2 separate regions of the Homo sapiens genome follow, and region 2 is linked to region 1. A link is an interaction called in ENCODE POLR2A ChIA-PET data of the cell type or tissue named here. Cell type or tissue: GM12878. All regions are shown on one strand. Each heading gives the region's core, and the rest is flanking DNA. Links, peaks and the distances in the headings are about the cores only.

Region 1 (5,380 bases), core at 64-5,063:
GTGGGGCCTCCTTTCTGATGGGACCTCTATCCTGGTGGGGCCTCCTTCCTGGTAGAGCCCATGGGGAGGAGGTAGGGACGGGACTCCCCCTCCTAAGGAGTCTGTCTGCCATGTGCATAGAGACACCTGACACCAGGGTCACAAAGGACCCGCCTTCCCCTTAGTCCCAAACTGAGGGGTTCCCAGAAGGATGGGACTTGCGGTGTTAAAACCAGGAATGTCCCAGGGAGGTGGGAGTGAGCCCAGAGCCCAGGCTTTTGCTGGAGCCCCCGAGTCGCAGGGCAGTGGCCTGGACTATCTCACCAGCTGGAGGAACACTGCCACCTGCCAATGGCGGCACTGCTAATTTCCGGTCACCGCAGTCAGCTAAGATTCATCCCACCTGCCTAGGGGCTAGGCCTCAAACCCACGTCATCTGCGTTGTCTGCAGCTGTCAGCGTCTTGGAATGTGCACCCACAGGGCTCACACGCTGAGCGAACTTGGCTGTGTGATTAGAGCCCCGGGCTTCTGGGTGAAGATTTAATTTCTCTTGTTAAATAATTTACAGCTCTGGCAGGCAGCTGAAGAAGTTTCATTTGCAAATGCCAGTGTTTTTAGCTTAGCTTTTTCCCTCAAAACTCTGAGTTTGAAAGAATAAACTTAAAAAGGATACGTTTCCAGGCTTTCTTCTCCCTTCATTGAATGGTGTTTCTTCATGTAGCTTGAGGAAATGGCTTGGAGTCAGTTGCAGGAAATAAAGTGAAAATTAGAGACTCACAGCCATATTGGCAAGAATGAGAGAGAGACAGACAGAGAGGAAGGTAGGAAGAAAAGAAGGCACATAGAAACCTAGGTTTGTATTATATGTGTGCATACACATGTGTAACCCTCTAGTACATAACGGGAATATGGAGGAGATATTGGGAACCCCTGTGAGACAGTGCACCAGTTTGAGACGATACATTGTGTACTTGGAAATAAGAGAGAACATGCTATGAGTTGTATTTATGTGCTACTTTGTTTATTTATTGTTGTTTTTCCCTGTCAGCAGCAGAATATGTGATATTTTGTCTAAACCTGACTATGTCCATATGTGACAGGCCTGAGGGGAAGCATGGTGTTTCTAACCTGTCTCTCTCTCTTCACTCCCTGCCCCACCTCCTGCCCCTCCCTGTCTCCCAGACCCTTCCCAGGCCTCTTAGGCAGCACGTGGTGGCCAGCAGAGGAAAACAGGATTCCAGAACAGTCATGCCATCTCTTTCAGACAAACACATGTTGTTAATACCAGCTTCCCTAACTTGAAATAAATTCATACATGTTATCTACCCTCACAGACAGTTTTTGAAAATCTCTGTAGTGTCCAGACTGAAACAGAAAAGAGAAGCCAAGATAAACCAAAGATCACAGGGATCCCCGAAGCTCTCCAGGGGCAGGGATGATCCTCCCCAGGGGTCGGAAATTCCCAGGTAACTTTTGACTCTCCAAAAACTTAACCACTGATAGCTTCCTGCTGACCGAAAGTCAATTAACACATATTTTATATGTTATATGTACTGTACACTGCATTGTTATAATAAAGTAAGCTAGAGAAAAGAAAATGTTATTAAGAAACTCAGAAGAAAGAGAAAATGCATTTATGGGACTGTACTGCACTTATGGATGCCGTAAGTTTACTTTCTTTATAAGATGAATCGTCCGTCTGAAATAGCGGCAACCACAGCTGCAGACCTCGATCTACGGTACATACCAAGCATTTCCACTTTTTCTGTTATGTGGTGACGTTTTTCTGCTTCTTGTGGGGGGGGGGGGGTTCCAGCATCACCAGTGGCACTTCGTGTGGGTCCTGTGGTACTATTCAAACACGAGAAATACGTGAGAACTGCAAGAGGTCACTGTTTCCTACCGAACGCGATGTACTGAAGAGACACCTGTTCACATGGAGATGATTAGCGTCACACGGAGTTTTAAGGGATTCCTCAGGATGCTCACGCTCACCATGACAGCTACAGGAGGTGGCTGTAAAGTCTTTGCAGTAGTACAGTACTCACTACAGTTAATTTTTATTCTATTATTATTATCTTTTTTTGACATGGAGTCTCGCTCTGTCACCCAGGCTGGAATGCAGTGGCACGATCTTGGCTCACTGCAAGCTCCACCTCCCAGGTTCATGCCATTCTCCTGCCTCGGCCTCCGGAGTAGCTGGGACGACAGGCACCTTCCACCACGCCCGGCTAATTTTTTTGTATTTTTAATAGACACAGAGTTTCACTGTGTTAGCCAGGATGGTCTCGATCTCCTGACCTCGTGATCCACCCGCCTCTACCTCCCAAAGTGCTAGGATTACAGGCGTGAGCCACCGCGCCCGACACTCACTACAGTTATTTTTATGCAGTTATGACATCACGCTGCATCTTTTTTTGTTATTGTTTTGTTTTGTTTTGTTTTGTTTTGTTTTGTTTTGAGATGAGTCTTGCTCTGTCGCCCAGGCTGGAGGGCAATGGCACAATCTCGGCTCACTGCAGCCTCTGCCTCCTGGGTTCAAGCAATTCTCCTGCCTCAGCCTCCCAAGTAGCTGGGATTACAAGCGTGCACTACCACACCTGGCTAATTTTTGCATTTTTAGTAAAGACGGGGTTTCTCCATGTTGGCCAGGCTGGTCTCAAACTCCTGGCCTCAGGTGATCCACTCCCCTCGGCCTTCCAAAGTGTTAGGATTACAGGCGTGAGCCACCGCACCTGGCCTCACACTGCATCTTCATATTGGTTTACATTTCTCTCAACTGTGAGTGGCACCATGTACAGTCTGTGTTTGTGTGCATACGTTTTCATAAATTTTAACTTTTTATAATCATTTGTGTATATTTTATTTTGGTAAATAATAAAATGGACTGGTATCTACATATATTTTATGTCTTCATGAGATATCTAACCTTTTCTTAATTTTTAAAATATTTCTAGGCTACACATTTTATCTGCAAGTTTTTTCAAATTGTTGCAAATCTCCAAAGTTTTCCAATACATTTGTTGAAAAAAATCTGTGTGTAAGTGGACACATGCAGTTCAAACCCGTGTTGTTCAAGGTCACCTGTAGTAGTTTTGATTTTTATTTATTTTGGATTTCTAATCATTATTTTTATTTTTAATTGATAGAATAATTGTACTTATTTATGGGGTGCAATATGATTTTTTTAATTGAAAGCAAGTTTATTAATAAAGAAATTAAAGAGTGGCTACTCCATCAACAGAGCAGACACAATATGATATTTTGATACATGTATACATTGTGTAATGATCAAATCAGAGTAATCAGCATATTTATGACCTCAAATTCTTATCATTTTTTATGATGGGAACATACAAAATCCTGTCTTCTAGCTAGTTTGAGATATATAATACCTTATGATTGATTATATTCACCCTACCATGCAATAGGACACCAGAATTTATACTTTCGATCTAATTGTAACTTTGTACCGATTGACCAATCTCTCCCTGTTTTCCCCTTACTAACACCCTCCCCAGCCCCTGGTAACTGCTATCCTACTCTCTACTTCTATGAGATCAGGATTTTTAGATTTCACAGATGAGTGAGACACGGGGTATTTGGCTTTCTGTGTCTGGCTTACTTAACATAATGTCCTCCAGGTTCATCTATGTTATTGTAAATAACAGGATTTTGTTCTTTTTTATGGCTGTATAGTACTCCATTGTGTTTATATACCACATTTTCTTTATCCATGCATCTGTTGTGGGATACTTAGGTTGATTCCATATCTTGGCTTTTGTGAATAGTGCTGCGATAAACATTGGAGAGTAGTCATCTCTTAGACATACTGATTTCATTTCCTTCAGCTATATACCCAGAAATGGGATTGCTGGATTATATGGTAATTCTATTTTTAATTTTTTGAGGAACCTCTATACTGTTTTCCATAATAGCTATACATTCCCACCAGCAGTGCACAAGAGTTCCTTTTTCTCCACATCCTCGTCAACACTTATTATCTCTTGTCTTTCCAATAACAGCCATTCTAACAGGAATGAGGTAATGTCTTCTCGTATTTTGATTTGCATTTCCCTGATGATTAGTAATGTTGAGCATTTTTTCACATGCATGTTGGCCATTTATATGTTTTCTTTTGAAAAATGTCTGTTAAGGTCTTTTGCCCATTTTTACATCTGATTTTTTTTTTTTTTTTTTTGCTGTCGAGTTATTTGAGCTCCTTATGTATTCTGGATATTCATCACTTGTCAGATAGATTGTTTGCAAATATCTTCTCCCATTCTATATGTTGTCTTCACTCTGTTGCTTGTTTCCTTTGTTGTACAGACACTTTCTAGTTTGGTGTAATCAAAATTGTCTATTTTTGCTTTTGTTGCCTATGCTTTTGAGTCTTTTTCTTTTTTTTTTTTTTTGAGATGGAGTCTCACTCTGTTGCCCAGGCTGGAGTGCAGTGGCACGATCTCAGCTCACTGCAACCTCTGTCTCCTGGGTTCAAGCGATTTTCCTGCCTCAGCCTCCTAAGTAGCTGGGACTATAGGTGCATGCCACCACGCCCGGCTAATTTTTTGTATTTTTAGTAGAGACAGGGTTTCACCGTGTTAGTCAGGACGGTCTCGATCTCCTGACCACATGATTTCCCTGCCTCGGCCTCCCAAAGTGCTGGGATTACAGGCGTGAGCCACCGCACCCAGCGCTTTTGAGTCTTATTCAAAAAAATCCTTGTCTAGTCTAGTGTCATTAAGTATTTCTTCTATGTTTTCTTCTAATCATTTCATAGTTTTCTGTCTTACATTTAAGTCTTTAATCCATTTTGAGTTGATTTTTGTATATAGTGAAAAATAGGTGTCCAGTTTCATTCTTCGGCCTGTGGACATCCAATTTTCCCAGCACCATTGATTGAAAAGGCTATCTTTTCCTTAATGCGTGTTTTAGCATCTTTGGTCTGAGTGTTTGTTTTTATACCAATATCAGCTTTGTAGTATTATATTTCAAAGTCAGGTAGTGTGATGCCTCCAGCTTTATTTTTATTTAACGCAGGCTCACTTTGGCTATTCTGGGTATTTTATGAATGTGAACTTTATAATTTTTTTTTCTGTGAAAAATGTCATTGGCATAGGAATTGCATTGAATCTGTATATCACTTTGGGTAGTATGGACATTTTAATAATATTAATTCTTCTAATCCACGAACACAAGATATCTTTCCATTTATTTGTGTAAACTTCAATATTTTTCATCAATGTTTTATAGTTTTCAGTGTACAGATCTTTTACCTCCTTGGTTACATTTATTCCTAGGTATCTTTTTTTTTTAGTAGCTATTATGAATGGGATTGTTTTCTTGATTTCTTTTTCAGATACTTTGCTGTTAGTGTACAGAAGCATTACTAACTTGTTT
Region 2 (5,380 bases), core at 102-5,101, 140 kb after region 1:
TCTACAAGCTTCAACATTAGGAAACTTAACAAAAAATTAATAATCAACATTAGAACAGAAATTAATGAAATTGAAAACAGGAAATCAGAGAAAATTTTAAACATCAAAAGCTGGTTCTTTGAAAAAAAAAAATCAATAAAATCAATAAAACTTTAGCCAGGCTAAACAAGAGGAAAAGAAAAGAGACACAAATTCCAAACATCAGAAATAAAGGAGGGGCATCACTACTGGTAACATGGCTAATAAAAAGATTAAAAGGAATATCATGAACAGCCCTACACCCATAAACTTGGTAACTTAGATAACATTGGCCAGTTTCTTGAAAAACGCTATCTACCAAAACTCAAACAAGGAGAAATATAATCTGGGTGGGCCTACATCAATTAAAAGAAATGGAATCCGTAATTAATACTCTTCCAAAACGGAAAGCACAAGACTCAGATGTTTTCACTGGTGAATTCTACCAAACATTTAAGGAAAAAAAAAAAAATCAATTCTCTACAATCTCTTCCAGGTAATAGAAGCGGAAGGAACATTTTCTAATTCGTTCTATGAGGCCAGCATTACCCTAAAACCAAAACCAGAAAAAGATATTACCAGAAAGACGATATCACACACCAGTATTTCTCATGAACATAGAAGCAACGATTCTCAATAAAATATTAGCAAGTCCAATTCAACAATGTATAAAAAGAATTATACACCATGACCAAGTGGGTTTATCCTAGGTATGCAAGGCTGATCCAACATTTGAAAATCGACTAATATAACCCATATTTACAGGCTAAAAAAGAAAACTTACATGATTATATCAATAGGTGCAGAAAAAGAATTTGACAAAATTCACTACCCACTCATGTACTGCAGCAAACTAAAAACAGAGGGGAATTTCCTGAGCTTCATAAAGAGCATCTCCGAAAAGCCCTACAGCTGACGTCATACTTAATGGTGAAAAACGAGATGGTTTCACCCTAAGATTGGAAAAAAGGCAAGAAATCCCTTATCACTGTTCTTATTCAGCATTGTACTGGAAATCCTAGCTAATACAGTAAGAGTAGAAATGGGAATAAAAGGCCTACAGCTGACGTCATACTTAATGGTGAAAAACGAGATGATTTCACCCTAAGATTGGAAAAAAGGCAAGAAATCCCTTATCACTGTTCTTATTCAGCATTGTACTGGAAATCCTAGCTAATACAGTAAGAGTAGAAATGGGAATAAAAGGCCTACAGCTGACGTCATACTTAATGGTGAAAAACGAGATGATTTCACCCTAAGATTGGAAAAAAGGCAAGAAATCCCTTATCACTGTTCTTATGCAGCATTGTACTGGAAATCCTAGCTAATACAGTAAGAGTAGAAATGGGAATAAAAGTCCTACAGATTGGGAAGGAAGGAATAAGACTATCTTTGTTCACAAGTGATATGATTGTCCATGCAGAAAATCCCAAAGAACCAACAATAACAAAAAAACTTCTGGATGTTAGAGGCGATTATAGCATGGTTGCAGGATGCAAAAATTAATCGCTATCCTATATGCCAGCAATGAACAGTTGGAATTTGAAATTGAAAACAACACTATTTACATTTAACCCCCCCACCCACCAAATTACACAGGTATAAATCTAACAAGATATGTACAAGGTCTAGGTAAGGAAAACGACAAAACTGTAACGAAATCAAAGACTTAAATTAATGGAGAGATGTTCCATGTTCATGGATGGGAAAACTCCATGTTTTTAAGATGTCAGTTCTTCCCACTTTGACCTGTCCTAATCAAATTCCCAGCAAGTTAATTTCTAGATATCACCAAACTGATTCTGCATTTATATGGAAAGGCAAAAGACCCAGAATAGCCTCGCAGTATTGAACCAAGTTGGAGAACTGACACTAGCCCACTTTAGGACTTACTGTAAAACTACGGTAATCAAGACAGTGTGGTGTTGCTGAAAGAATAGAGAAATAGCGGCTGGGCGTGGCGGCTCACACCTGTCATCCCAGCACTTTGGGAGGCCGAGGCGGGCGGATCACGAGGTCAGGAGATTGAGACCAACCTGGCCAACACGATGAAACCCCATCTCTACTAAAAATACAAAAAAAATTAGCCGGGCGTGGTGGTGGGCGCCTGTAGTCCCAATTACTCAGGAGGCTGAGGCAGGAGAATGGCGCGAACCCAGGAGGCAGAGCTTGCGGTGAGCCGAGATCGCGCCACTGCACTCCAGCCTGGGCAACAGAGCGAGACTCCGTCTCACAAAAAAAAAAGAAAAGAATAGACAAATAGATCAATGAAACATCATAGAGAGCCTGGGAGTAGATCCACCCAGTAAATCCACCCAGATAGTCAACCCATTCACCCAGATAGTCAACCCATCTTTGACAAAGGAGCAAAGGCAATTCAGGGCAGACAGAAAAGCACTATTTCTTTTCAACAAATAGTGCTAGAAAAACTGGACATGCAAAAAAAAAAAAAAAAAAAAACCCAGCAACAGTGACTCTAGACAGTGATCACACACCGTTCAAGAAAATTAGCTCAAAGTGAGTCATAGACCTAAATGTAAAATGTATAATAATGAAACTTGTAGAAATGTAGGAGAAAGTCTAGGTGACCTTGGGTTTGGCAACAAGTTTTTGGATAACACCAAAAACACTGTTCATGAAAGGAAAATTGATAAGTTGGACTTCGTGAAGATTAAAAACTTGAGCTTTGCAAAATACAGTTAAGAGAATTAAAATATGAGCCACTGACTGGGAGAATAGATTTGCAAAACACACATCTGATAAAAACCTGGTATCAAACAACACATGGAAAATAAGGGTGTTTGGATGGGTAGGGCGGGATGACCTAGGGAGGACATGGAAAGTTAGTTTCTTTTTTAAAACTCCAGAGACTCTCTTCTGGAGCTCCCCTTGCCTTTTTTATTACAGTCAACCTGAGATGGGAACTGAAAATATGGCCGTAGTTGTCATGAACTGGGGGGAGCCACTACTCTGTTTTTACCCTCATTAAGGAACTTTATTGTGAAAGGTAAAATCACTTTGTAAATGTGAATTAGAATAGAAAATGGAAATTCCTTATATACTCTCTAAGCCACTGGAAACTTGAGGCAGAGAAGTTTTAAAAGACGCACATGGATTTCCTCTGAAATATTTGTAAACACCAAATTCAGAACATGTTGGTTAGTTTAGGACCATACCAGGCTTTAGTTGTTACATTGAATTGTAAATAACTTATATTCATGAGCCTGGAATTAAAGAAATTCTTGGTATGAGAATTTGACAACTACTTCTGGCTTCCAGGAGCCAGAACCCACCTTCGAATGGGATTTTGAAATAAGCCCCGTTGAAGAGACACACAGATGGCAGAGGCCGCAGCACAGGCTGTGAGACCTTCTTCAGGTTTCGGTAGACTGTCTTCATTACGGCGTAAAAACATGTCAGATGAAATTTCAGAAACTATTTCCAAACTCAGTGAAGGTTCGTGACATCTGGGACGTTGTTGTTTTCAACACAGAAGTTGAATGAAACTGCTACAGAAGCAAAATGAGAAGTGTGGAGAGGAGATGCTGTGGTGGCTGGGCATTCTCCCTCCTTCCCCTCCCTCCCCTCCTTCTCTCATTCCCCTCCTTCCCTCCCTGACCTCCTTCCCCTCCTTCTCTCATTCCCCTCCTTCCCTCCTTCCTCTCCCTCCCCTCCCTGCCTTACTTCCCCTCCCTCCCCTCCTTCCTCTCCTTCCCCTCCTCCTCCTTCCTCTCCTTCCCCTCCTTTTCCTCCTTGCTTCCCTTCCTTCCCTCATTCCCCTCCTTCCCTCCTTCACCTCCCTCCCCCCATCCCCTCTCTGCCCTCCTTCCCCTCCTTTTCCTCCTTTCTTCCCTTCCTTCCCTCATTCCCCTCATTCCCCTCCTTCCCTCCTTCACCTCCCTCCCTGCCATCCCCTCTCTGCCCTCCTTCCCTCCTTTTCCTCCTTCCCTCCTTCACCTCCCTCCCCCCATCCCCTCTCTGCCCTCCTTCCCCTCCTTTTCCTCCTTCACCTCCCTCCCCCCATCCCCTCTCTGCCCTCCTTCCCTCCTTCACCTCCCTCCCTGCCATCCCCTCTCTGCCCTCCTTCCCCTCCTTCCCTCCTTCACCTCCCTCCCCCCATCCCCTCTCTGCCCTCCTTCCCTCCTTCACCTCCCTCCCCCCATCCCCTCTCTGCCCTCCTTCCCCTCCTTTTCCTCCTTCCCTCCTTCACCTCCCTCCCCCCATCCCCTCTCTGCCCTCGTTCCCCTCCTTCCCTCCTTCACCTCCCTCCCCCCATCCCCTCTCTGCCCTCCTTCCCCTCCTTTTCCTCCTTCCCTCCTTCACCTCCCTCCCCCCCATCCCCTCTCTGCCCTCCTTCCCCTCCTTTTCCTGTCCTTCCCCCTGAGGCCTCAAAGCCCCTGTGCCTGAGCTGTGGACAAGAAACACGCCTGCCTCAGAAGCTGCCTGGAGCTGGGTGAAGGCTTCCATTCAGCTCGCTGTCATGCTCTCACTCAGAGGAGAGATCATGCAGAAATTACTGAAGTAAAATGCTAATGTGTTGAGTTAATGATCACAGGTTTACGTTTTATAAAAGACATCTTAATAATCAAACTATTGTTGAGCTACCTTGCGTTTTATCTTGAATTCTCTGGAGTTAGGTAATTTACATACGTGTTTCAGAGTACACACTTTGTTTAAGCTGTCTTAGCTGTCAACAAACACTCTAAATTATGAATTATGAGTTTTATATCTAAAGCTAAACATTTTGTACTGTAAAATCCAGTGCTACTTACTATGCCCTAGAGTAACACTACAAGAGTAAAATCTGATCTCAATGATGGATGTTTGTTTTTCTTTTATGCAGTACACATTTTGGAACTTTATACCCAAGAATTTATTTGAACAATTCAGAAGAGTAGCCAACTTTTATTTCCTTATCATATTTCTGGTGCAGGTAAGGCCGGTCATTGTTTTCCATCTCATCACATATAAATCTAAATAAGTGACATTTTATTCTCAGGTAACTGCCACACGGCTAATGAAAGAGCAAGGACATGGTGCCCCTCACCTATGATTAATTTATTTATTTTCTTAAGGAAGGGCAAAATGTCTTGGTTCTGTGAGATCCACACAAGCTAAACTACACACGACGCTACTTTGGGTTTAAGTTGGTGACAGCCTTTCCTGCCCCTTTCCTTCTAGTACCAGAGGGGAAATCAGAGCTTTGTCATCATTTGGACAAGTTCACTGCCAAGCTATGCATCGTTACACTTAATTTACTCTTCCTAAGTGTGTGTGGATGCTCTAAAGAAAATCCAGGCCGGGCACAGTGGCTCGCCTGTAATCCCAGCACTCTGGGAGGATCACGAGGTCCAGAGATAGG

The links. ChIA-PET counts read pairs that join two places held together with the same protein. Peaks named below come from ENCODE experiments on the same cell type or tissue, not always from the same donor. Only the 100,000 strongest peaks of a DNase experiment are listed, where the experiment ranks them.
Region 2: POLR2A ChIA-PET joins it to region 1 with 5 read pairs; 2 of 35 experiments call an interaction of 5 or more read pairs at or near these places.

What each region holds. Positions count from the first base shown.
Region 1 is chr13:112,657,832-112,663,211 of GRCh38, forward strand. All of the region lies in intron 1 of ATP11AUN (ATP11A upstream neighbor lncRNA), which reads left to right. Among named protein-coding and RNA genes, the nearest start is that of ATP11AUN, 13 kb to the left of the region's middle. In GM12878, for the core only: no CTCF peak of the experiment used is centred there; no DNase peak of the experiment used is centred there.
Region 2 is chr13:112,800,096-112,805,475 of GRCh38, forward strand. It overlaps ATP11A (ATPase phospholipid transporting 11A), which reads left to right. Exons shown (of 30, transcript NM_015205.3): 3 at 4,862-4,951. Among named protein-coding and RNA genes, the nearest start is that of ATP11A-AS1, 48 kb to the left of the region's middle. RefSeq lists enhancers at 2,234-2,483, 3,310-3,549. In GM12878, for the core only: no CTCF peak of the experiment used is centred there; DNase peaks (open chromatin) are centred at 830, 2,416, 2,856 and 3,486; H3K4me3 peaks cover 2,222 bases; H3K27ac peaks cover 3,873 bases.